2 separate regions of the Mus musculus genome follow, and region 2 is linked to region 1. A link is a contact called in ENCODE Hi-C data. All regions are on one chromosome and are shown on one strand. Each heading gives the region's core, a stretch centred on a gene start or an enhancer-like site at or near the end of the contact. The rest is flanking DNA. Distances are from core to core; before and after follow the strand shown.

What was found. Hi-C counts contacts between places; a loop is a spot of excess contacts on that map.
Region 2: a loop to region 1 is called in a map of T-helper 17 cell, with 6 times the contacts of the local background. The contact joins two enhancer-like sites. A Hi-C loop is called at or near these places in 3 of 37 maps with a recorded cell type or tissue (T-helper 1 cell, T-helper 17 cell and regulatory T cell).

The regions. Positions count from the first base shown.
Region 1 is chr2:76,688,184-76,692,729 of GRCm38, reverse strand. It overlaps Plekha3 (pleckstrin homology domain-containing, family A (phosphoinositide binding specific) member 3), which reads right to left. Exons shown (of 8, transcript NM_031256.3): 6 at 2,242-2,285; 7 at 1-81. Among named protein-coding and RNA genes, the nearest start is that of Gm39860, 15 kb to the right of the region's middle. Within about 2 kb of position 2,102, at least 1 of the 3 ENCODE cell types and tissues checked has a DNase peak (open chromatin) inside an H3K27ac peak, as active enhancers do.
Region 2 is chr2:77,923,342-77,927,613 of GRCm38, reverse strand. Cwc22 (CWC22 spliceosome-associated protein) reads left to right here. Exons shown (of 20, transcript NM_001362658.1): 6 at 278-406; 7 at 2,959-3,127; 8 at 3,421-3,474. Among named protein-coding and RNA genes, the nearest start is that of Cwc22, 21 kb to the left of the region's middle. Within about 2 kb of position 2,254, at least 1 of the 3 ENCODE cell types and tissues checked has a DNase peak (open chromatin) inside an H3K27ac peak, as active enhancers do.

The sequences.
Region 1 (4,546 bases), core at 853-3,352:
TCTGTGTCCGAGTAGGTTCTGCGGCGTCGCTGAGGAAGTCGGTGGAGGGCAGATGCTGGTTCTTTGATGGAGCAGCTGCTCCTGCACATCAAATGAAAAGTGTTAAGCTGTGGGGCATTAAACTGTGAGAAGAACCTTTCCTGACTGGGATGTTAAATGGCTTCTCTTTAGGGCCAAGTGTGGTAGTGCGTGCCTTTAATCCCAGCGCTCCAGAGGCAGAAGCAGGAGGATGTCTGGGAGTTGGAGGCCAGCCTGGTCTACAGAGCAAGTTTCAGGATAGCCAGAGCTACATGGGAAGATCCGGCCTCGAAAAAAAATAAAAAAAAAAAAAAAAAAGGCTTTAAACAAATGAGGCACTCTTCTGATGTTTAGTCGTTACGTTAGCAACCGGCTATCGTTCAGAAGTGAAGCGTGGAGACCTGGAATTCAGGCAGAAACTCTCAGGTCATGTTCTAAATGGGAAAGGAGGACAAAGACGTGCTTCTAGGAAGAGTGTCCACTGAAGCAGCAGACAGAGGTGGTTTGCAAATATCTGAGCTTTAAGTTAGAGATTTCACAAGTGCATATATCTAACGCCAACCTTTAACTGACAAAAAAAGGCAGGCTGAAGGGGATGCCAACAAGATGAGAGATGTTCAGATGTAAATTCACTGACAGCAGAAACAGAACATAAAGATGGTGACATGGAAGCTAGGAAAAACATTTTTCAGGGCTAAGTGTGCAGCTTAGTTGGTAGGGTATTTAACTAGGATGCAGGAAGCCCTGAGATTGAACCCAGCCCTGCATAAACCAGGTATGGAGGCTTGTACCTTGGTCCCAGCACTGAGTGGGGAAGAGCAGAATTAGGATCAGGCATGCTGGACTGTGTAGACAGTTTGAGGCCAGCCTGTGCTACATAAGGCCCTGCCATCAAAACAAAACAAACCTGTTTTTTAAAATCAGTCTTGGAGCTAGAGAGATGGTTCAGTGGTTATGCAGTGGCTCAAAAAAAATTTTTTTTCTTCCAGTGTAAACATGCAAACACAGAAAGCAAAATCACCTAATGGGCTTGAGAGATGGCTCAGCAGTTAAAAGCACTGACTGATCTTCCAGAAGTCCTGAGTTCAATTCCCAGCATGGTGGCTCACAACCATCTGTAATGGAATCTGTGTCTGAAGACAGCTATGGTGTACTCATATAAATAAACAAAAACAACAAAAAACCCACCTAGCTGCCTAACTGCATCTCAGCTTCTGTTTTCAGATGGCTCAATATTACTGTACAACCTTGCCAGATCCAAGAAAAAACAGTATCTTTGTAGTCTTTTTACAACTAACTTTCTAAGGAAAAAAAGATGAAATACAGCTTAGAAACATTATACAGCTTAGAAACGTCTATCACCAAAACAAATGTTTGCCACCAAATCACTTAGTTTCCACTGTTTTGTAAGGTTCAGCTGTTAAAACGCTTTATACCATGACAGAGCTGGATACATGGATACAGGTTACTGGCTTCCCCTGAGCAGATCAATTCGATAAGGATTATATAATTACCAGAGGAAAAGACAAAACAACTCAGGACTGAATTCGTCAGCATGGAAAAATAAACGCTGAAGAAACTTGATTTCATCACTTTCCAGACAACAGAGAGGGTAGGCCCAGCCACTGGGAGGAGGACACCAGGGGAAGAGGGGGACGCCGGGGGAGGAAGGGGATGCCAGGGAAGGAAACACAGTGTCCCAACAGCTGGGACACTGCCAGGATCCACCCGGAAGGCTTTCACTGTGCTGATATGAATATGACTTCCTCTCTTTCAGTGAGTGCTTTCTCAGTAACAGCCTAGCAGGAAAATAGGGTTCTATAAAACATGGAGATAAATATCCTCAGTTGTAGACATTCAACACACCAAATTTCTCTCTAGACACACACACACGTGTATATGTAATATATATATATATATATATATTACAAAATGTATTGCCTAGTGGCGAGCACATTTACCTGCTGGCCTTTTCACTGCCCCATACTTCTTGATATTACTTCAAACCTGAGAAGCTACAACAGCCAACAGGGCTGGCGTCCCTCCAGGTTATTTCATACATGTAGTTTTCCTTTCCATTCTCTTTTATGAAGCCAGCCCCTGACACAAGAACTACCAGTCCGACTCCACAGAGCTGACATCCACAACAGCAGGCACAGGCCTGAACTTCTCCAGGGAGGTGTTACGCAGACAGAACTCAGCCAGAAGACATGGTTAGCTTACCTCTCGGAACTGCAGGAACCAGGGTGGCTGGCTGAACGCTTCATCTAGAAATGTGAAAGAGAAAAGGCCTGAGCTCAATCTGTAGTCAGAGAGAATGATGCACCTCTAAATTACAATAATTAAGATAAACTTATTTACTTATCTTCTATAGGCTCAAGTACCAAACCCCACACAATGTCAAACTTTCTCCCTAGTAATGATTAACTGGAAATTCCCCAACACATACCAAAAAATACTAAAATTCTACTGCTGCGTAGATTATGTAATATATGAAAGTATAAATAGTATATACAAAACTAACCTAAGAGTCATCTTTATAATAAAAAGGAGTATCTAGCAAACCCGAAACTACTTTTTAAAAATAATTTATCAGGCTGGTGAGATGGCTCAGTGGGTAAGAGCACCTGACTGCTCTTCCGGAGGTTAGGAGTTCAAATCCCAGCAACCACATGGTGGCTCACAACCATCCGTAACGAGATCTGACTCCCTCTTCTGGAGTGTCTGAGGACAGCTACAGTGTACTTACATATAATAAATAAATTAATTAATTAATTAAAAAAAATAATGTATCTACTTTTATTTTGTATGTAGTTTTGCCTGCATGTCTGTCTGTATGAGGGTGTCAGAGGCCCTAGAACAGGAGTTACAGACAATTATGAGCTGCCCTGGGAATCGAACCTGGGTCCTCTAGGAAGAGAAGGCAGTGCTCTTAACCGCTGAGCCATCTTTTCAGACCCAAAAAATACTAAAAATACTCTTTTTTTTTTTTTTTCAAACTCAGAAATCCACCTGCCTCTGCCTCCCAAGTGCTAGGATTAAAGGCATGCGCCACCACTGCCTGACCAGAAAATACTCTTAATAACTGTCCTTTTCTCCTTTTCCTAAGGGTCATGAGTAGAGGTGGCAGTGAAGTTTCCCTCTGCCACTCACTATCAGGGAGCTCCTGTGCACCTGTGTGTCACTGCGGCCTTCATGGAGGGCAGCGTTGGCAAGTGACGTCTGGAAAGAACTCAGGAACCTAAGCCTCAGATAGGGTCCTAAAGCATGTATCCAAACAAGGATGAAGCTTAGTGAGCAACTGCCCACATATACGTAGGCCCGACGTCCAAGCCTTAAAACCATAAATGTAAAATGACATGTTTAAAAAAAAAAGTCTTAGCAGAACATGCCACAACTATGATGAACACAAAACATCATTTATTTTGTTTTTTGTTTTTGTTTTTGTTTTTTTCGAGACAGTGTTTCTTTGTGTCACCCTGGCTGTCCTGGAACTCACTCTGTAGACCAGGCTGGCCTCAAACTCAGAAATCCGCCTGCCTCTGCCTCCCAAGGGCTGGGATTAAAGGCGTGCGCCACCACTGCCCAGCACAGAACATCATTTAGAAGGCCCAACTTGCCCACCAAAAAATAAAGGTTAGCATGAATAAAACAGACTATCTCAGTTTATCAAGGTGACAGGGAGACTGTTTATACTAAAGGTTTAGCAATTTTTATACACATGGACCCAACATCTAACATCTATATTTTTGACAGCAGTTGCCAGCTGACAAGGTCCCCAGTTACAACAGTAACGGATAGTTCTGGCCCAACAGCTGGAATGACAGGCTTGAAGACCCAGATGGACCTTCACAGTCACTTCCCTCAGAGCTGCTCCCTCTGAGGGACGGAGGAGACAGCTCAGCATGGTGAACATTATTGTTGATAACAGGCAGCGCCTAAACCTGCCTCCCAGAGCCCACACTGAATAGTTCACAACCACCTGTAACCCAGCTCCCAGGGGACCTGACACTTCTGCTCCCCACAATACATGCAGCATAAAGCGGTGCTCAGAATGCCTAGCAAAGAGTCCCTGCTAGACGGAGACAGAAAAACCATCACTAAGTCAACTGGAAGCTCCCCAGCTCATCTGACTGGCAAGCTGAGTTTCATGGGCACTATTAGTCTGACATTCACTGATGAAGACAAGACTTAAACGGAAGCCTTGCCTCCTTCGCCATGACTGAGCTTGCTGGAGTGGGTGAGTGAGCTGGCCCTGCTCCCTCTGTCATCATCAGTGGTTGCTAAAACACAGCCAGGTGCCTTCCTCCTCCACAAAGAGGCTCCCAAGAACACAGCAGCGGAAACAATGCAGTGCTATCAAACCTTATCTCACCCCAGGCGCCCCAGGGCACACCAGGGCAGACTTAATAGCAGGAAAGACACAATGAGTTCACCACCCCCAGCAAAGAGTTCTCGGTGTGCAGAGTAATCAAGAGACTGACATTCTGCACCTACCATTAAGTGGCTCGGATATTCACGGTGACCT
Region 2 (4,272 bases), core at 1,005-3,504, 1.2 Mb before region 1:
AGAAGCAGATAGAGGAAAAGGCTCTGGTTTCCTACAGAGATGTAATTACAAAAATCACAGGTTCTTAAAGAGCTTTAAAAGACCTTGGGCATTATTAAGTGTAATACATCTAATCGAGGCTGAAATGCCCAAATGGAAGTTTAAAGCAGCCCAGCCTTATAGCTTTCAGCTGGGCAGCTCCCAGCTATCTGCTTAAACAGAAGGTCTTTCAGATGCTCAAGACAGCATGTCAGTTCCAAGGTCCCATGTGACGGTCCCTTCTTTTGGTATTTTTTAGCTTAGCATATCAGAGGATGAGCTGGGAGGCTCTGAAGAAATCCATCAATGGTCTCATCAACAAGGTCAACATCTCTAATATAAGCATTATTATCCAAGAGCTCCTTCAAGAGAACATTGTCAGAGGGAGGTAAGTAGCCAGAACCTTGTATATTTCATAGTAACTCATTGAAAGAAGCATAATGTCTCTGAACAGTAAGCATTGATTTGTTATGCTACTTCATTTTAAAGGTTTTTGTGAATGTTTATTTGAAATACAGTTCTTTTTAAATGTAGGCTGTTAAATAACTTAAACCATGTTGTTCAAGAGTAATAAACCAGTGCTTTTGGAGATTTGCTATCATGCCATAGTTTTGCGTGGATATTTATTGAATGTCTCCAATAATTTAAATCCATGAGGCATAACAATTATTAAAATATGCTATTTCAAACCACTTTATTTTTTTTTAATTGGCATAAAATCTTTATAAATTTTTTAGTAACAGTGTGCTACTTTAATATGTATATTCTGTGTTGTCATGTGTCAGGATTTCTTTAATTTTTTTTAATGCTGAGTGGCATTCCATTGTGTAAATGACATTCCCTGTCTGTCATTGACATGGCACTCACTCCCTTTGGCTCTTGTGGGTAATGGTGTGGGGGTGTGCGGTGTAGCTCAGAGGCTTAGTCTTCCCTGCTGGCTGCACTGCTGCGCATTCCTGTTCACAGTCCCTGTGTGCTTCCTGTTCTCTGCCTCCTTGGAAACGCTCACCTTTGGTTATTTTTATGGCAGCCATTATTTAGGTATGAGACGATACATCGTGTGCCTTGACTCTGTATTCGTCTGATAGGTGATGCTTCATGTCAGCATGTCTGTATCGTCTTGAAATGTCTAGTTAGATGTTTTGTCAGGCTTTGAAACTAATGTTTTATTACTTTGGCAGATATTTTGGATATTAGCTCCTTAAGAGATAAACGGCTTGCAGATCCTTTCTCCCATCTGTATTTGTCTCTTGGCTTCTTGCATGGTTTCTAGCACTGTCCAGAGCCTTTTAGATCAGTGCAGTGCCATTTGTCAAGTTTTCTTGGGTTATTTAGTTCTGTTTAGAAATGTGTCAATCCAGGCAGATATTGTCAAGCTTCCCTCCTGGAAGTTGTACAGATTCTGTTTGTTAATCAGTTTAGATTGCTTTGTGTGTGTTGCGTAAGATTAAAGTATGTTTTTATTTCTCTGCATGTTGGCATCTGGCTTTCCTATCACTTTGGAACACATTGCCTTTATGTCAAAATACAATTAAATAAAAATGTATGAATTTATCTCTAGGTGTTTTGTTCTGTTCTCTGTTGGTTTCTATTAAGCTTTATGGCAGTACCATGCTGTTTTTATTACTATGTCTTTGTGTAGTAGTAAGTTTTAAATCAAGTAAAAGGTGTCTCTTGCTTTTTCTTTCTTTCCTGAAGATTTTTTTTTTTTTTTTTTGGCTATTTGTATTTTTTATACTCTTAATTTTAAGAGCTTTTTTTCTTCTGGAAAATGCCACTAGAACTTGGATGGGTGGGTACTCCATTGAACTTGGGTAGTTTAATGAACAGCATAGCTTGTTCCTGACCCTGCAGGCAGAGTTCCCAGCATCGCTGCCGAGATGGTGTCACCTTTCGGTTTGTTATTTTGTCCTTTATTCCAGTTCACGTTCTAATTAGAGCAGAGTGAGAAGGGGGTGGCTGGGGAAGATGAGCAAGAAATGTGAAGAAAAATGAAGGGAATCATCATGTTTTATTTGAATTCCAGCAGCTGGTGGTGTTTTTGTTTTTTTTTTGTTTTGTTTTGTTTTAAAGATTAAAGAAATGGAAATAAATATCACATATCTCTTAGTTTTCAATCTGAGTGCTGTCATGTGTGATTTCACATTACCTTGATTATACTCATTGAAAACTAGGACTAAGCTCAGGGAACCGTGTTTTGGGGAACAGAAGGTTGGCCTGGAGCCTGCCACTGTCCTTGGAGATAGCAGAGCTCTGTTCCCTTCACCTGGAAAACAGGCCAGGCAGGCATAGACAAGTGGCCTGCCTGGCTTCCGTCTTAATCCAGGTTCACTTTCTTCTTGCAGCTCAGGAATTCTCACTCTCTTTCTTACACATAAAGAGTGAGCGACTCTACCACTGTGTTGTCTGTCACTTCATCTTAGGTCACCCGTGTCCTTACCTTTGTGCCGCTAAACCTACACCAACAGAAGGAAACAGCTCAGAGCTGTGTCCCAGCACAGTTATTGTATGTTAAGTGATGGACTCATGTCAGAAACTTTATGCTGTGTACATTTTATACTCGTCAAGCAACTTGTTTTTAATGCCACTATTTTTTGGTTTTAGTTTATTTAAAATATTTTTCATACAGTATATTTCAATCATGTTTTTCTCTGCCCTGATCCTTTAAATCTGATTAGATGAAATGTGAATAGAAAAACAGTAACTTTATTTAGAGAGAAATTTTTGAAAAAAATTACCTCATTTTATTTTACAATTTTATTTTCATAAAAGCATTTTTTAAAATTGATTACCAAGATGTACTCTTTTCCTAGGAAATGAAGTAAAGATTTAATTCCGAATGGGCTTTTACTATTCATGATTAGAAAATAGTTTTTCTTGATTTGACATATTTTTTTAAATTGCTTGTTTGACTATTGACTTTTGCTGTATTTTGAATAGAGGATTGCTGTCCAGATCTGTTCTGCAAGCCCAGAGTGCGTCTCCAATCTTCACTCACGTTTATGCAGCTTTGGTGGCAATAATCAACTCAAAATTCCCACAGATTGGAGAATTGATCCTCAAGAGACTAATTCTTAATTTTCGGAAAGGCTATCGAAGGAACGATAAGGTGTGTATGAGTGGCTTATAAGTAGATTGTCGCATGAGGTTGTTCCAGTAAGCCAGCCTCTATAAAAGTGAGCGTGCTGACTTCACGTGTAAACTGCTCAGTCTGCTAAATATCCTCTGGCCACTTCGATGATGGCTGCCTGTGTACTTCTTCTACTTTAGCTTTCATAGCTACTTCATGTCACTATTCCTGCATGAAAATGATTCCCTGTGTTCCCTTGTAAAGAGCATATTATTGATACAGGAAGACTGATGACAGTTGATGGGTTAACTGTCTTTACTTTGATTTTTCAGCAACTTTGCCTGACTGCTTCAAAATTTGTGGCACATCTTATTAACCAAAATGTGGTAAGTAATTATCCTTAAAGCCTGATCAAGCTTAGTGGGATAAGGCCATGGCCTTGACCCCATTTCCTTTTGTCACTGTTTGATCATCTTGGGTGCGATTTGAAATGTGTTTTAAATGCACCTGATATTCTTGTATAGAGAAAATCTATATGTTATAAGGTATTTTGTTAGACTGATATGGCTCAATACTGTGTGTGCTCACTGAGCCACTTAGGAGCACTGGCTGCTCTTTCAGAGGACCTGAGTAAAATTCCCAGCGCCTACATAGCAGCTCACAACTGTAACTCCAATTCCAAGGGATCTAACACCATTATACAGAGATATACACACAGGCAAAATACCAGTGCACATGAAATAAAAAATAAATCATTAAACAGTGATAACGAGTACATCAGTAGTCATGCATATCTTTTAGTTTTTTGTTTATTCACTTGTTCAGTGTTTTTGTTGGTTATTAAATGCTGTATTGACTTCTCTGTGGGTATGTGTCCTGTTGCATGGCACCAACTGCAGTGCTCAGCCTAACACATGAGCCAGTGTGTGAACACATTGCAGGGCCCACTGCGGTTCATCCCTGACCCATCTCATCAGCAAATGGGTTTGCTTGTTGAGGTCTTCCTCCCTCCTTCCCTTGCCCCCTCCCCCTTCCTTCTTTATCTTCAGGATGGTTACAAGCTCACTGTGACATCAAGGATGACCTTGAAGTTCTGATCCTCCTGCCTTTGCGTTCTAAGTGTTTGGACTGTAGCCATGAGCCACTATGTCCAGTTGATGCAGTATCGAGGATCGATCCCAGGG